Regions from separate parts of the Homo sapiens genome. Here region 2 is linked to region 1. A link is an interaction called in ENCODE POLR2A ChIA-PET data of the cell type or tissue named here. Cell type or tissue: B cell. All regions are shown on one strand. Links, peaks and the distances in the headings refer to the core of each region. The heading gives the core; the rest is flanking DNA. Region 1 has its middle 4.6 kb from the start of RELB. Region 2 overlaps PPP1R37 (protein phosphatase 1 regulatory subunit 37).

Region 1 (2,905 bases), core at 277-2,776:
CAGGCTCCTTACTGGGGACTGAGACCTTGGTGATGGGGACACTTATTAACCCCTGCATCCAGCCTGGTCTTCCCCCTACCTGGATCCTGCCCCCAGGCACACAACCCCTGTCCACTTCTTTTTTTCTTTGAGAGAGTCTTGCGTTGTCCCCCAGGCTGGAGTGCAGTGGCACAATCACAGCCCTGCAGCCTTGACCTGCTGGCTCAAGCGATCCTCCTGCCTCAGCCTCCCAACTACCTAGGACCACAGGCAAGTGCCACTACGCCTGCGTAATTATTTATTTATTTATTTAGTATTTTTATTTATTATTATTATTTTTTGAGATGGAGTCTCACTCTTGTTGCCCAGGCTGGAGTGCAGTGGCACGATCTTGGCTCACTGCAACCTCCACCTCCCGGGTTCAAGCGATTCTTCTGCCTCAGCCTCCTGAGTAGCTGGGATTACAGGCACCCACCATCACACCCGGCTAATGTTTGTATTTTTAGTAGAGACAGGGTTTCACCATCTTGGCCAGTCTGGTCTCGAACTCCTGACATTGTGATCCACCTGCCTCGGCCTCCCAAAGTGCTGGGATTACAAGTGTGAGCCACAGCACCTGGCCGCCTGCGTAATTTTTAAATTTTTTGTAGAGTTGGGGTCTCTCGATGTTGCCAAAGCTGGTTTCAAACTCCTGGCCTCAAGCAGTCCTCCCAGCTGGGCCTCCCAAAGTGCTGGGATTACAGGCCTGAGCCATCACAGCTGGCTTATCCCTTCTTTATCTTACCCATGTGTCCTCCAAGCTGTGGCTCCAATGCTCACTCCTGTAGGAAGCCCTCCCTGACTGCCAAGTTCTCTGGGGTCTCTCATGGCAGCCCTGCCCACTGTGAGTCATCACTGGGGACAGGTTGGTCTCTTCCACTGGATGGAGCCCCGTGAGGACATAGCCAGACCTGTCTTGATCACTGCTGTGTCCCCAGCATAGGGCCAAACACAGAGAAGCCACGCCAGGAATATTTAATGAGTGCATGTTGAACAACCCCAACATTCACTTTCCCAGACACATGAACACATCCAGAAGTGTGGACCTCGGTGGGGCTCATATTCAGACACTGGAGACTGTGACAAGCAGTCAACAAATGTAACAGCTGAACCCTGCCCCTGGGTAGTGCCGTGTGCTGGGGTGTTTTGTGTATACAGCCAGGACCAAGACAGACCCAGACCTGCCGTCATGGGGCTCACAGCCCAGCAGAAATCCTGAGCACTGAGGATATCTGACATGTCCTTTTTAATTTTTATTTTTATTTATTTACTTTTTTTTTTTTTTTTGAGATGGAGTCTCGCTCTGTTGCTCAGGCTGGAGTGCAGTGGCACGATCTCGGCTCACTGCAGCCTTCGCCTGTCGAGTTCAAGCAATTCTCCTGTCTCAGCCTCCTGAGTAGCTGGGACTACAGGCACCTGCTACCAAGCCCAGCTAACTTTTGTATTTTTAGTAGAGACAGAGTTTCACATTTCACCATATTGGTCAGGCTGGTCTCGAACTCCTGACCTCAAGTGATCTGCCTGCCTCGGCCTCCCACAGTGCTGAGATTACAGGCATGAGCCACGGCGCCTGGCTATCCTTTATTTATTTATTTATTTATTTATTGAGACAAAGTCTTGCTCTGTCGCCCAGGCTGGAGTGCAGTGGCGCGATCTCGGCTCACTGTAAGCTCTGCCTCCCAGGTTCAAGCAATTCTTCTACCTCAGCCTCCTGAATAGCTGGGATTACAGGAGTGCGCCACCACGTCCAGCTAATTTTTGTATTTTTAGTAGAGATGGTATTTTACCATGTTGATCAGGCTGGTCTCAAACTCCTGACCTCATGATCCACCCGCCTCAGCCTCACAAAGTGCTGGGATTACAGACGTGAGCCACTGTGCCTGGCCCCTTTTTATTTATTTGTGTTCTTTTTGAGATGGAGTCACTGTCACCCAGGCTGGAGTGAGTGCAGTGGCACGATCTCACTTCACTGCAACCTCCGCCTCCTGGGTTCAAGTGATTCTCCTGCCTCAGCCTCCTGAATAGCTGGGATTATAGGTGCCCGCCACCACACCAGCTAATTTTTGTATTTTTAGTAGACATGGGGTTTCACCATGTTGGCCAGGCTGGTCTTGAACTCCTGACCTCAGGTGATCTGCCTGCCTCAGCCTCCCAAAGTGTTGGGATTACAGGCATGAGCCACCGTGCCTGGCCCTGACATGTCCTTTTAGTCATTCAGCAAACTTTTTTTTTTTTTTTTTTTTTTTGAGACAGTCTCACTCTGTCACCTAGGCTGGAGTGCAGTGGCGTGATCTCAGCTCACTGCAGCCTCCACTTCCTGGGTTCAAGTGATCGTCCTGCCTCAGCCTCCCTAGTAGCTGGGACTACAGGCACATGCCACCACACCCAGTTAGTTTTGTATTTTTAGTAGAGACGGGGTTTCACCACGTTGGCCAGGCTGGTCTTGAACTCCTGACCTCAGGTGATCCGCCTGCCTTGGCCTCCCAAAGTGCTGGGATTACAGGCATGAGCCACTGCACCCAGCCTCAACAAACATTTTTGAGGCCTGGCATTGGCAAGAGGCAGAGAGGAATCAGGAGAGCTTCTGGTCCTATAACAATTGGAGCTGCTATTTGTCATCCTTATCATAAGCCAAGCACTAGTGTAAGTGCTGCATGTGGTTGGCTTCATCCATTACATTTAATATTATTCAGTGTCCTCGTCACCTTACTGGTCCATCACTCTGCCCTCATCTCTACCCCTTTCCTGTCAGTCACTCTGCACCAGCCTTCTTGCTATTCCTTAAGCATGCCATGCATGTTCCTACCACAGGGCCTTTGCACGTGCTAGCCCCTGTGCTTTGAACACTCTCCCCCAGATATCCACATGAATCCCTCACCTCCTTTGA
Region 2 (2,905 bases), core at 139-2,638, 140 kb after region 1:
ACTGAGACTACAGGAGCGTGCCACCACACCCAGCTAATTTTTGTATTTTTAGTAGAGGCTGAGTTTCGCCGTGTTGCCCCGGCTGGTCTTGAAATCCTGACCTCAAGTGATCCGTCCACCTCAGCCTTCCAAAGTGCTGGGATTACAGGCATGAGCCACCATGCCTGGCCTGGAATGATGATTTTTAAGGCGAAACATTAAATAGGATTGCAAAGGATGCCAGTTGGAATATCATTAGCTAAATGCTCTTCCTCACTGAATTGACATGTGAAGCGATAGGATGTAGCAGCAGCTGTAATAAGGCCTTCAGTCTCAGAGTAGTGATGGGCATTCAGAATCTGCAGTAACTTGATGCAATGGGAAAATATCTGTCGTTTCTTTTCATGTCAGTCTCAAGGTCTGCTAAACACTGTTTCTTTTCTCTCTCTCTTTTGGCCTCTGTTAATAAGAAGGAAATGCTAAATTTCAGTTCCATTCATGAAAATAAAGAGATAAGTGTCTCCCCTCAAGTTCGTGGGCCCTTTGGGGGTCAAATGGTTAAGACCAGGGCATGCATGGGCTTGTCCATGGCTTGGGGTAGCTGCTGCAGTCCTGGGGGCTGCCTTCCCAGGCAGGGCAAGCTCCGGTCCCCACTAGAGCTCCAGGGTCACCAAGCACATGGGCCTTTGTCAGACAGCTCCCTTTCTGTCTGCAAGAGGGGCACCTGCCATCAGCTGATCCCCTGCAGCTCCTCCCAGGCCTCCACCCCCAAGGAGGAGGAAGTGCTCAGGCAGGGACCAGGCCTGACCTCTGGGGAGGCTGGCGGCTGGCCTCTGTCGGCTTCTTTCCTCCAGCACCGCAGTTCAGCAACCCACCGCCACCCAGCACAGTGGCCAGAGCGGAGTCCCAGGGTCTGATGTTAGACTCTGCTCTGGACCAGCCACCTGGTCCCAGGGAGACACCATACTTTACCCAGACCTCAGCTTCTTCCCCTAGAAAATGGGGCAGTGCTTGATGAGACCAGGGGTCCAGAGCCCCTGGCCTAGCAGGGTGGCAGGAGGAGGAGTCCACACGGAGATATTACTGGACTGGGAGCTCTCTCAGGGACTCCCACTGCGTCCAGCAGCAGCGGATTGGCAGCAGGGCGAGGGGCCCCCCCCCCAAGAAGCTGCCAGCAAGCCCTCTTCCTGGCCCCCTTCCCTGCCCATTGTGGCATCTCCATGCCCAATATCTGCTGGCCCGAAGATCTTTCTAACGGCCAGTCCTGACCTCTCCCTCTTCTGCTCCTAGCCTTTCCTTCCTGCTCCGCTGGTCACCCTGAGGTAAAATCCAAGCTCTAATAGCCAAAAACTGGAAACAGTACAAATTCCTGTCAGCTGGTGAATGGGCAAACACAACGCAGCACATCCTATAATTACTCTTCAGCAGTATAAAGGGACTGAAACTCACGCTCATTATGCTCAGTAAGAGAAGCCAACCGCAGAAGGCCACACAGTTTCAATTCCATTTTAATGAAATGTCCAGAAAAGGCAAATCTGTGTAGATAGAAAGCCCAGCCCTCCCTTCCGCATGGTGGCGGCTGTGGCCCTCCAGGGACCGGGGCTGCAGCTGTTGGGTTTGGGCTACGTCCCTTCATTCATGCTGGGAGCCACTGCCTGTTAGCCTGGGAACACCCGGGACCAGGCCTGTCTCTTCCAACTGCTTCTGTGTCCTGCGTCAAGGGGCCGGGCCCTGAATAGCGTACGGCGATGTTTAGCTGTTGAGAGTGTTTTGGGAGTGGGGATCCTGAGAGGCACGTGGCATTGTAGTTGAGAGCTGAGTTCAAAGCCCGGCTCGCATATATACCAGGTGTGTGATCTTGGGCAAGGTTGTTTCTCTGAGCTTGGTTTCCTCATAGGGTTGAAGTGAGGATTCATTCTTTCACCCAAAAATACAAAAATACAAAAAAAAAAAAAACAAACCAAGGACCAAGTACAGTGGCTCATACCTGTAATCCCAGCACTTTGGGAGGCTGAGGCAGAAGGATTGCTGAAGCCCAGGAGTTCGAGACCAGCCTGGGCAACATAGTGACACCCCATCTCCACCAGAAATAAAAATGATCTGGGCGTGACAGTGCAAGCGTTTGGTCTCTGCTGCTCGGGAGGATGCTTGAGCCTGGGAGGTCAAGGCTGCAGTGAGCCATGTTCTCACCACTTTACTTCAGCCTGAGCAACAGAGTGAGACCCTGTCTCAAAAACAAACAAAACACCGAGACAGTGTTGGAGACATGGTGGTGACCAAGACAGCCCCAGTCCTGTCCTCCTGGGCTCCCGGGCTAGTAGGGGAGGTGGCTGATGTGTAGAAAGATTGTGTGCTGTTCATTGTGTATTTGTGTGAAGGTGCTTGGAGCGGAGGTGAGGCGTGGAGGGCAGTGGTGACTTGGGGTGGGGGTGCCCAAGGGCACTTTACCTCGGGCAGTGGCCAGCGGGGGGCCTGAAAGGGAGGACAGAGCTCAGGCAGCCTGTTGTTGGGGGAGGGCTGAAGAGGGCAGTATGGGCAGAGGCCTTAGGGCGGGAGTGGGTGGAGCCCCATGAAGGACTCGGGGTGTGGACAGTCACAGGCCTGGGTCCCCTGTGCCTGCAGCCCAGAATGTGACCGTGGACGAGGTCATCGGCGCCTACAAGCAGGCCTGCCAGAAGCTGAACTGCAGGCAGATCCCCAAGCTCCTCAGGCAGCTGCAGGTATGGGCGGGACAGGGTGGGTGCGTCCGGTGTGGGTGTCAAGGGGGGCCCTAGGGTGGAACCAGCCCAGCAGGAGAGGGCCTCCCACTCCCCAGCCCCAGGTGTTCATGAATACATCTTTGAAAGCCTGCTGCTCAGCTAGAGAATGAATCAGTTTCTTCATAAATTTGAAGAGCACAGAATTCTATAAAGTAAGACATTCAGGT

Evidence for each region. Peaks named below come from ENCODE experiments on the same cell type or tissue, not always from the same donor. Only the 100,000 strongest peaks of a DNase experiment are listed, where the experiment ranks them.
Region 2: POLR2A ChIA-PET joins it to region 1 with 8 read pairs; 3 of 35 experiments call an interaction of 5 or more read pairs at or near these places.

The regions. Positions count from the first base shown.
Region 1 is chr19:44,995,386-44,998,290 of GRCh38, forward strand. No RefSeq gene overlaps it. Among named protein-coding and RNA genes, the nearest start is that of RELB, 4.6 kb to the right of the region's middle. In B cell, for the core only: no CTCF peak of the experiment used is centred there; no DNase peak of the experiment used is centred there.
Region 2 is chr19:45,135,913-45,138,817 of GRCh38, forward strand. It overlaps PPP1R37 (protein phosphatase 1 regulatory subunit 37), which reads left to right. Exons shown (of 13, transcript NM_019121.2): 2 at 2,602-2,699. Among named protein-coding and RNA genes, the nearest start is that of NKPD1, 24 kb to the right of the region's middle. RefSeq lists enhancers at 1-91, 1,698-1,797, 1,976-2,548 and a silencer at 226-426. In B cell, for the core only: no CTCF peak of the experiment used is centred there; a DNase peak (open chromatin) is centred at 1,499; H3K4me3 peaks cover 590 bases; H3K27ac peaks cover 1,230 bases.